Regions from separate parts of the Homo sapiens genome. Here region 1 is linked to region 2. Evidence: chromatin loops called from intact Hi-C (ENCODE). Cell type or tissue: breast epithelium. All regions are shown on one strand. Links, peaks and the distances in the headings refer to the core of each region. The heading gives the core; the rest is flanking DNA.

Region 1 (5,233 bases), core at 704-4,703, 73 kb before region 2:
GAGAAATGGGGAGAAGCCTATGGCGGCACGTCTGCTTTGACCTCAGCATCTCATGCAGGTCTTCTATATTTCAGTGCCAGTGGAGACTCATCCATCTAAATTCGCTCAAATTGATGGAACTGATTTACACTGGGTCTCTTTTTGATACACAATTTTAGCTTCAGTGTCAACTTGAAAAACTGTGCTTTGGAGACAGATGTGAGACATCACCCTTAGTCTCCTGCTGAACAAATTGCTCAGAGCTGAGTGGGGCTAAGTGCAGGGGTGAGTGAAGCTTGCTTGCTTGGGGCCATCTTGAGGAGCCCCTGCGTGGGACTTGAACTACAGCCTTCTCCTCATGGGACTGTCTGACCTGCCAGGGGCATGTACAAGTCAGCTGTAACTTGTATGATAACTATTTGCCTGCATGTCTGACTCCCCACTGGCGGTGAGCTCCTCCGGGGTTGGACCTCAGCCTTCTTTGTGTCCTGGGAACCCTGCACACGTCCAGCCTGTAGTCAGCTCTACACATATGTGAAGTCAAACCCTGCCTGTCGGCCCTGGAAACTGGAGGCCCCGTGGAGAACCTGGGGGGAAGCCAGGTTGACAGCTGAGCAGCTCTCCCAGGAGCAGCCTTATAAATCTGTTCTCATTAGCAGGAGCCCCAGGGGGAGGGGAGGAGAACAAGTGTGTGTGTGTGTGTGTGTGTGTGTGTGTGTGTGTGTGTGTGTCGAGAGGGCTGGGGAGGGTGCTGCCATTAACTTGTCAGGAACCCCCTTCAATCTATGACACTTTACTTCTGCGTCTGGGAAGGCTGTGTTTGCTGGTGGTAGCTTTTCAGGATCCTGGAAAAATCCTGATTCTGAACCCCAATGCCGTGCAAAGCTGCACAGCACCCAGTCCAGAAAGTCATGCTTCTCCATCTCAGTCACATTTTCAGGTGCACTAATTGGCTTATGCTTTTTTGCATAAAGGTTGGTGAAAGAGCTGAAAAGTTCTTTTCCGCTTCGGTGGTGGGTTCTCTTTGTTCTGAGTGCTCTATTCGGGTCACATCTGGTAGCCTCAGCTGCAATTGACTTTTGGCTCTTGGTCTTTAGGCCAAAGGACTTTCCTGCCACACAAATGAGAAGTTTTTAAAAAGAGCTTTACCATCCTACCCATAAGTTACAACAATTGTCGCTGACCCAGCATTCAGAACTTTGCAGGAGTGAGGCCTCCAACAGCGAGGCTTCTCCTTGGAGCCAGCTACATGTGTGGATGCCTCCCTTTCTATCTGTGCAGCCAGCTCTCAGGCATGCCTCTTCCCAGCATGAGGCAGTCACATTCACAGGCAGGTTAGCATCTGCTGTCCCTCTCCGGAGGCTCAGAGCCCACACCAATGCCCATTTACAGCACCTACACCAGCTGTCAAGGTGCAACATGCTTGCTCCCTCTCTGTTTCTCACTTTTCTATTTAAATTTGTTTAGCATTAGGATAATGAAACATATTCTGTTTGTTAAGGCCAGAGAAACCTGGTTTTGGCATAGAGACCCTAAGGGGGCACAATAATGAGCAAGATTAAGATAAAAACAAATGAAAGGACAGGGAGTCTCAGGTGGGCACATACGTAAGGCTCTGCTTGAGTCTGAGCTTTTAGACTGGCACAATTAGCATCATTACTGTTATAGTCTCAGCCTCAACATGGAATAAACCTTCACTGATGATTTTTGTTAACTGAAAAGGCAGGTCTCAGCTGTTTTCCATGGGATCCAGATCTACTCCAGATCTACATGAGTTTTCTCATTGGCTCAAGCTGCAGCTGGCAGACAGGTGAGGTCAATGGGGATACAGGTGTTTGAACCCCACTGGGGCTCCATCAACGAGATCCAGGGCTATGGAAGGACTGGGCTTCTTGCTAAGTGCCCTTGACTTTGCATAATCTCTGCCCAGGCTCCACTTGTGGCCCCATCAGGCCCTCTGAACAACAGAATGAGCTATTCACAAAACACTTTGTAAATATTTTTATTTTGAAAACAGCTTTGATCGCCATCACTTTGAGAGGAGCATTTTTAATACCAAGAATATATATGCAGATTTCTCCTACAGTGACCTAAAAGACACCAAGAGTTAAGGGGAAGGGTCCCCACGAAGGGCCTGAGCTCAGACCTTGCTCTACTGCAGTGCTGGCATCACAGTCATGAGAGAGCCAGTTTTGAATCCAGCCCCACCCCGCTTATTATCGGCATAAAATAGAAATGTAGCATTTGGCCAAACCTTTTAAGTTTTCCTTCAAAAACATAACCCTTTGTCAATATAACTACGGTTCTTAATTATGAGATGAAACAAGGGAAATGATATAGAACAATATTAAGAGAAATAAAAATGTCTGTCTTCAAATTAAGTACCTTTTTATCTCATCCCCCTGGGTCATTAATTACCACTGTAGCCTCATCTTGGTCTCCCTACTCAACTCAAGGAGAATACTTAACTTTCTTTTGGTGGTTCAAGTGTCAAAAATGTCCTTAGGCTGGTGTATAGTTTTTCAGAAAATCACTTCTAACTCCTTTCCTGCTGATCCTTCTAATAACCCTGCTTATGGTTTATCGGAGGCAAAGTGTTAAGTGTTTCATCGTTTCTCTAATTAGTTCTAGAGGATAACAGCTCCTTCACAAAAACAAACCATTTTTCAAAAATTTTCTCCAAGTTTTGCTTCTAGAATACCTTTCCCATCCCTCTTTCTCTCTAGCTAACCATCTGATTGAGAGTGGTTCTAGAATATAACACAATAATAACAGCTGCAAATGCTTTTTGAGCACTTTCTTATTGCCAGCCAGTGAGGATGCTGTGACTTAGAAGCAGCACAAGATCACATGGCTGAGGAGTGGTGGCACAGCCTGCGCCTCACTCTGCCCCCTGAAGGTCAAGTGAGGTGGGAGTTGCTTGGAGTTGAACCTGGGTTCTCCCAACCTCCAACCAGGTGCTATTGTCCCTGGACTCTATTCCCGCCTTCCTTTGGTTGCTCCCACTCTTATTACAAACAGAGAGAAAAATCCCTTAAAGAGTGAGTCTTTGAGCCTATAACAAACCTTTCTGTATCCAATCTTTTTCTCTATTTCTACCAACATATATTTTACATTAATAAAAATTACAGAACATCATGGTTCTCTACTAATTGTAAAAAGGTTTTTAATTTTAAAAAAGTTCGTTGCAGAGATTTATGAAAGGAACCAAGTGTTTTTCTTCAGGATATTTTACATATGAGTATAATACAGAACAGTTTGAAAATAGTTATTCCATGCATATTAATTAAGATATTCTTCCTCTGCCCCTGCAACAGCAGAAATCAATTCTGGTTGGCTTAAACAAAAGGGACATTTTTAAAGGAACACTGGAGAATTTCATGGGCTCAAAGAAGCACATGAAACCACCAAGACACAGAGAGGGGAAAAACTGGGGAAAAACTGGGGCATGCCCGGAGACCCCACAGTAAGAGAACCTAGACCTTATCAATTTGTCCTGCCATGGTGCAACCCCATTCTCACGTTTCTTGAGATCTCACCATCCCACAAGATAAATCTTCTGTAGGAAGAAAATGTGATTAAACCAGATTTACTTAGGGGTGTACAAATGGATCAGTCAGCCATGGTGAAGGCTGAGGGGTCAGTGGCCACATTTCAGGACTTCTCCCAGAGAAGGGCCATTGTGGTGAGTGGGCTTTGCATTGTGATTTCTTTACATGGCCTTGGAGCCCTAGAGAGCTCTTTTATGTTCCCTTTCTTCCTTATTCTATCCCCCATCATGGGGCAAGACTGACAGTCCAAAAATGCAAATGTGGGGAACAAGAAGTATTGGCCACTGATGGTTTGTCCCCAAGATCTCTTCAGGTAGCTTGGTAACAAGCTAGCAGGGCTCAGGGCTCCCTTGCCCCCTCCGGCAGGAGGTGCTGCACACCTTCAACTTCCTCAGCCTCCTACATCCAGATGCAGGGCGGCTAGCCTTCCCCGTGACTCCTGTAAATAGCGGTGCCCAAGCTCAGGACATTTTGCAGCTAATCTCAGACAGTTTTTGCCTCACTTTCATGGCTCCTCTCATGCTTGTCCCTTGAAAGGAGAAGTGGAGGGAGTGGGGTCCCTCTGCTGACACACCCTCCGTCCGTCTCACCCCCTGTGATCCTGCAACCCAGTCCAAGCATGGCTTTGTGTAGGATGCTAGAGAACCAAGGCAAATTCAGCCCCTTCTGCCCACGAGTGCCAGCCCACACCAAGCAGCATTTGCTGGTGGCCACCCCAATGCTTTTGCTTAACAGTTAGCCTAAGGCAGTATGACAAACTTAGTTCAGACCTGAAGTTGGGGAGGTTATTAAGGGAAAGAGGTATAAATAATTCTAGGTGATAGCAACTCCCAGCACCAGGTGGAGTCTAAGCCCTCAATCAAAGAAGGCCTTAGGAGATGATGCAAAGAATTAGTTGCAGGTTCCAGGAGCCAATCTGGGGCTTCCATAGCTGGGGGGACATGGGGACTGCCATTCTTGCCCCAGCTCTGTCCGTCACATATTGCTTGATCTTGGGCAAATCACATCACCTTTTTGTTTCTTAATTTCTTCATTATTACACAGAAGTGTCATAATGTCCATCCCATCTGGGAGAGTTGCTGTGAGACTGAAATCAAAAGTTAAAAGCACTGTACATTTTGAACTATTGTTGATCTGGGGAAACTGAGCCACAGAGCCATTCCCCAGACCAGAATGCAGAGGAATGAACACAGCCTTTGGAATGTGCCAGAGTGGATGGGGGTAATTAGCTGCCCTGGAGTCCTCTCACTGCACTTTGTAGTTAAAGGTGACTGTGACTTTTGCTAACTTTTCTCAGGATCACAGATTTCTCTGAGCAGAACTGTAGCCATAATAACTTAGCAGGCTCCACTGGATTGATAACTCTGAAATCTAAGGGCCATTCAGTTGCTAAAGGCTTTTTATTTAGCCTTTCTGTTTGGTATTAATGTTATCCCCATGGCATCTAAATGGCAGAGCTATTTATGGATTGGAAGTCATTCTGACAGTGTGGCTCCTGGCCATCCATCATGGGCAGGAGAGAAAAATCCAGGTGCGCAAAACTCCTAGGGTAGGCAGGACAGATGGGGATATTTAATGCTTGCTGATGCCGTGAATTCTACTTAATTTCTTTGTAAGCAACAGTAGCAAAGGGCAATAGAAAAAGAGCATCTTTCTTTGAAAAGGTAAGAGATCAAGTCCTAAACTTTGCACTGAAGGCATGA
Region 2 (5,233 bases), core at 763-4,762:
CTGAAGGCAGAAACTGTGGGCAAGTCACTTACTTCTCAAGCTTTAGGTTTCCCACATATAAAGTGAATTGGTCCTAGCTCATGGGCTGGGTGTGGAGGATGAAATGAGATCGTGTCCATTAGACTCCTGGAGCAGAGTACGTGATTCCCAAATGTCAGGTGACCTCCCTATCCACCTCTCCAGCCTTCCCCTTGGAATAGACTGTTGGGACACCCTGAATTTTTTTTTTTTAAGCGGTGATTCTCTGAATGTGGTTCTGGACACAGGGGCTCTGGGAAAATTCACCAAAACTCAATTCACAGAAAGTACATTCATCAATTTCATCTTGCCAAATGGTGATTTGGCTTCCAATCAATCAAACCTTGGCCAAGTTACTTTTGGCAAGTGAGCCTTCCTCCCAGAGGAATCCTCTAGGTGGACTGGGCTGATTGGAATGCAGGTTTAGTGAGATGCTCAGCTCAGGTGGCATGAAGGGCAGAAGCAGGCAGCAGCTTGCTTTCAGCATGATATTGCTGGACGCTGAGCCCTGCAGTTTGTGGCTGATGCCAGAGCTGTCTTGTCCTTTTCCCACTTCTCTTTCTGCTGCATTTGTGGCCATTAACACAAAGGAGTTCTTCACTGAGAGGAGGGAGGCTGCTGAAGTGGAAATGGAGCCAGGGTGGGGTGGAGCCGGGTGGAGGGCTGGCACACCAAGCCCAAGGAAAGAATCACTGCTTGATATTCTTGATGTTTCTTCCTCTTTGCCCAGACTTCCTGGGACTCTCTCTCTTCTTCTCCTTTAGCTTCTGTTTTCCTTGCAGAACATAAGGGGTCAGAAAGCAGGTAGAGTGAGAGGGCAAAGGGAAGGAGGGAGGAGACGGTAGGATAGAAGCCCTGGTTCATGAAGACACATGAACCCTGAACTTCCATATGGATGAAGATTCTTTGATTGCAAGCAAAGGAAACAAACTGGTTAATTCTCCTAAAGGAAGCTCCCAGTATGGAAGGGAGAAATGGGATGGGGGACAGGCAAGAACCAAGGCTGCATCCAGGGGCCCAGAAGCAGCTACCACATAGTGGTGGCCAATTAGGATGAGCCTGGTCAAGATGCAGCTGCAGCTGATTGTTTTCAGTCTCTGTGCCTATGCTCAAGATTCAAATTCCAGAAAGGGGCATCCTATGGCATCGCTTGCATTAGTCAACCTTTCATTGTCTGGAAAAGGGAGAGGTTCTAGTTACTTATCCCCCAGGCTGTACCCAATGGAGAAGACGTAGTTCCAGTGGAGGAAACTGAATTGCTGAAGAGAAAATAGAGGGTAAGAAACCAGAAAATAATAAATCATGGCAAACAGGTATACAGTGTTGAGAATGTGCCAGTCTCTGAGCTAAGAGCATTACATCTATTAACTCCTTTAATCAGCCTATGTAGGCAATGAGGATATTGTTACCCCATTAGACAGATAAGGAAACTGAGATCCAGAAAAGTTAAATAATTATCCTAGGTCATAGAGCTAGTAAGTGGCGGTGCTGGGTTTTGAGTCAAAGTCTCATTCCTAATGCCTGTGCAATACTGTCCACTTCACTACTGCCCACTTGAAAAGCAAGCTTGGGAAAATCAAGGACCTTAGTGGTCCTAAAGAAGGCTAGTTTGCTCAGGGTTTCCGATAATAGAAGAAAACTAGAGAAAGCTGGTGGTTCCATTTTTCAGGTCTCCCTATCTCCAAGGCCCCTCTACTGACTCCCATCTGAGTGAGGATGTCTGCGCCTGTGCTCAAGGGCAGGTGCCCCTGCTGAGGAGGCTGGGAGATGCTGGGGGAGGTCAACATGAGCTGCACTTAACAAGCAAAGGAAAGGAGAGGCGTTACACAGATTTAAGATTTAACAAAAGGAGAATTAAATTGACATTTTATTGACTTGCAGTGGGAGTTGTTAAAGACAGATTACTGCAGCAAGGGTTGAGTTTGATTGAAAGGACGGGAGAGAACTCAGCTTCCAAAAGCATCAAACTTGAAGGCCAGTAATACCCCAAGGGGCAAGGTGAGCACATAAATTTGAACTCATACAAGAATACTTTCCAGCACATGCACTCATACCACACATCACAAATAGCTCCCAGAAGCCAGGCCCAGAGACACCAGGTGAAATGAGGGGGTAAGAGCACAGTGTTCTAGATTTGACTCTTATCAACGTCCCGTCCCCACCCCAACCCGATGTCTGGCCCCACTGGGAGCTTCAGAGATGGAATTTCTCATACTTTAATGGAGAAATAGTGTCTTGAGGAAACACCCTTTTGCTTCCAGGAAGAAAATGATCCCATTTCAAAGCTGTCTCTTCAGGGACTCCCTGCATGCTTAGTGGCTCGCAGAGATGCAGCACTTGCTGGGAGGCCAGCAGCGGTCTGCAAAGGCCTTCTCGGGAGAGCCTAGCCCCGTGCGATTTGTCTTGGTGCAGGCGTGGGTGTGGGCGACACCCAGGGAACCTGGGAAAGGAAGAACAGAGATATGTGGAGAGGGGGCAAAGGGCAGGGATGAGACCAGATTACAAGGAGCAGGCTGGCTTAGATTGTCCTTGGAGATAGCACCACTCTGGTCTCTTGTTTCACACAGGTGTTCAAATGAGGGTCTGGATTCTAGGGTGGCTGATGATGATTCTTGTCTCAGGAAGCTTTTCCTCTGTGGGGGTGAGAGGTGACAAGCGTGCTAGCAGCCCTCGCTCTCGGCGCCTCCTCGGCCTCGGCGTCCACTCTGGCGGCGCTTGAGGAGCCCTTCAGCTCACCACTGCACCGTGGAAGCCTCTCGCTGGGCCGGAGCCGGCTCCCTCTGCTTGCGGGGAGGTGTGGAGGGAGAGGCGCGGGCGGCAACCGGGGCTGCGCGCGGCGCTCGCGGGCCAGCTTGAGTTCCGGGTAGGTGCGGGCTCGGCGGGCCCCGCACTCGGAGGGGCCGGCCGGCGCTGCCGGCCCCGGGCAGTGAGGGACTTAGCACCCAGGCCAGCAGCTGCGGAGGGTGCGCCGGGTCCCCCAGCAGTGCCGGCCGGCCGGCGCCTCGCTCGAATTCTCGCCGGGCCTCAGCTGCCTCCCGCGGGGCAGGGCTCGGGATCTGCAGCCCGCCATGTCCGAGTCTCCCCCCGCGCCTTGGGCTCCTGCGCGGCCAGAGCCTTCCCGACGAGCGCTGCCCCGTGCTCCGCGGCGCCCGGTCCCATCGACCGCCCAAGGGCTGAGGAGTGCAGGTGCACAGCTCGGGACTGGCAGGCAGCTCCGCCCTGGCCCTGGTGCGGGATCCACCAGGCGAAGCCAGCTGGGCTCCTGAGTTGGGTGGGGACTTGGAGAACTTTTATGTCTAGCTGGAGGATTGTATATGCACTAATCAGCACTGTGTATCTAGCTAATCTGGTGGGGACTTGGAGAACCTTTATGTCTAGCTAAAGGATTGTAAATACACCAATCAGCACTCTGTGTCTAGCTCAAGGTTTGTAAACACACCAATCAGTGCTGTGTCTAGTTAATCTAGTGGGGACTTGGAGAACTTTTACTTCTAGCTAGAGGGTTGTAAATGCACCAATCAGCACTCTGTGTCGAGCTCAGGGATTGTAAATGCACCAATCAGCATCCTGTCAAAACAGACCAATCAGCTCTCTGTAAAACGGACCAATCAGCTCTCTGTAAAATGGACCAATCAGCAGGATGTGGGTGGGGCCAGATAAGGGAATAAACGCACAATGGCAACCTGCTTGGGGCCTCTTGCACACGGTGGAAGCTTTGTTTTTTAGCTCTTTGTAGTAAATCTTGCTGCTGCTCGTTGTTTGGGTCCACAGTGTCTTTATGAGCTGTAACACTCACTGCGAAGGTCTGCAGCTTCACTCCTGAGGCCAGCAAGACCACGAACCCACGGGGAGGAATGAACAACTCCCCACGGGAGGAACGAACAACTCCCCACACCTTAAAAGCTGTAACACTCACCGGGAAGATCTGCAGCTTCACTCTTGAAGCCAGTGAGACCACGAACCCACCAGAAGAAACTTCGAATACGTCCGAACGTCAGAAGGAACAAACTCCAGACACACCATCTTTAGGAACTGTAACACTCACGGTGAGGGTCCGTGGCTTCATTCTTGAAGTCAGTGAGACCAAGAACCCACCAATTCTGGACACAGGCATCTCTGTGTATCTCTTGTGTGATACACTCCCTGCCCCTCTTGCTACACCTATGAAGGGCTGAGTCAGTGTTTGAATACCCCCTTCGCTTCTGCTCCTGCAGTGTTGAGAATGTGCTAGACTGTATGCTAAGTGAATTACATCTATCAACTCTTTTAATAGCTGTAGCTCCTGCCATTGGTGTCACATCTCTGAGAATCCTTCTGGTGGCTCCCTTCCCCTCCTTAGCCCCGGCCCCCCAGGCAGCAGCTGCATCCTAATCACAGGCATCCATAGAAGAGCTGTGACTCCAAATCTACAACCCTTCCCTCCCAGTTATCCTGTTGTCTTCCTGGGGGAGATCTGGTGCAGATAAGGGCATTAATTATGTCCTTATCTGCATTATTAAAAGTGACTTCTCAGATTCCTCCCAGACATCTATTATAGTGTACTGCTGGGAGTGGCGGGGAGTGGCATTAAACATCCCTCTTACCTGTTCCTTTTCCTCCCTCTTTCCTACCAAGAGAACCGAGTTCTTCTCTTAGCTCTCAGGGCTTCTGCTGCACAGTGCACCTTCCACCCGCTCTTCACTCCACTGTCCCAGGTTTTGCATCAATTGAGCACAAGGGAAAAAGGAGCCTCTGGCTTAGCAAAAAAGATTTGAAGGTGACCTTCACTGAGCCCTGAAAGAGATAACAATCTCTCTGCAAGCAACAAGGCTGACTCTTCTGGATACTAAAATAGCAACTGTGGAGTAAACCTTCCCTCTGTTTCCCTCTCTTTTTCTTCAGGACAACACAAAGAAATTCTAGGGGTGAACTGGGAAATCACAGTATCTTTTAACAGCCTGAAAGCCTGAAAAGAAAGTTCCTGTGTGTGCATTTGCAGCTCATCAGTACAGAAAAGCTAATTATCTCAGTACTGTTGCTGCCTTCTTGCATCCAGCATACTCTGTCCTCACCATTATGATCTTATTGGTCCTATCAGCAACGCTGAGTCATGGAGGGCCCAGCAATGGTGCACCCCATTTTAGATAGGAGAGAAACAAGGTCCACGGAAGGAAGGTTATCCAGGGATAGAGTGGTCAGAGTCAGAGATGAATGTCTGTATCCTACCAATTTCACC

Evidence for each region. A loop is a pair of places that touch in the nucleus more often than their neighbours do. Peaks named below come from ENCODE experiments on the same cell type or tissue, not always from the same donor. Only the 100,000 strongest peaks of a DNase experiment are listed, where the experiment ranks them.
Region 1: it touches region 2 in a loop (17-fold over the local background); 1 of 110 quality-filtered maps calls a loop at or near these places.

Annotation. Positions count from the first base shown.
Region 1 is chr7:131,834,047-131,839,279 of GRCh38, forward strand. No RefSeq gene overlaps it. Among named protein-coding and RNA genes, the nearest start is that of PODXL, 280 kb to the left of the region's middle. In breast epithelium, for the core only: no CTCF peak of the experiment used is centred there; no DNase peak of the experiment used is centred there.
Region 2 is chr7:131,906,508-131,911,740 of GRCh38, forward strand. LOC101928782 (a long non-coding RNA gene) reads left to right here and starts at 3,713. Exons shown (of 6, transcript NR_110836.1): 1 at 3,713-4,064. In breast epithelium, for the core only: no CTCF peak of the experiment used is centred there; no DNase peak of the experiment used is centred there; H3K4me3 peaks cover 764 bases; H3K27me3 peaks cover 2,550 bases.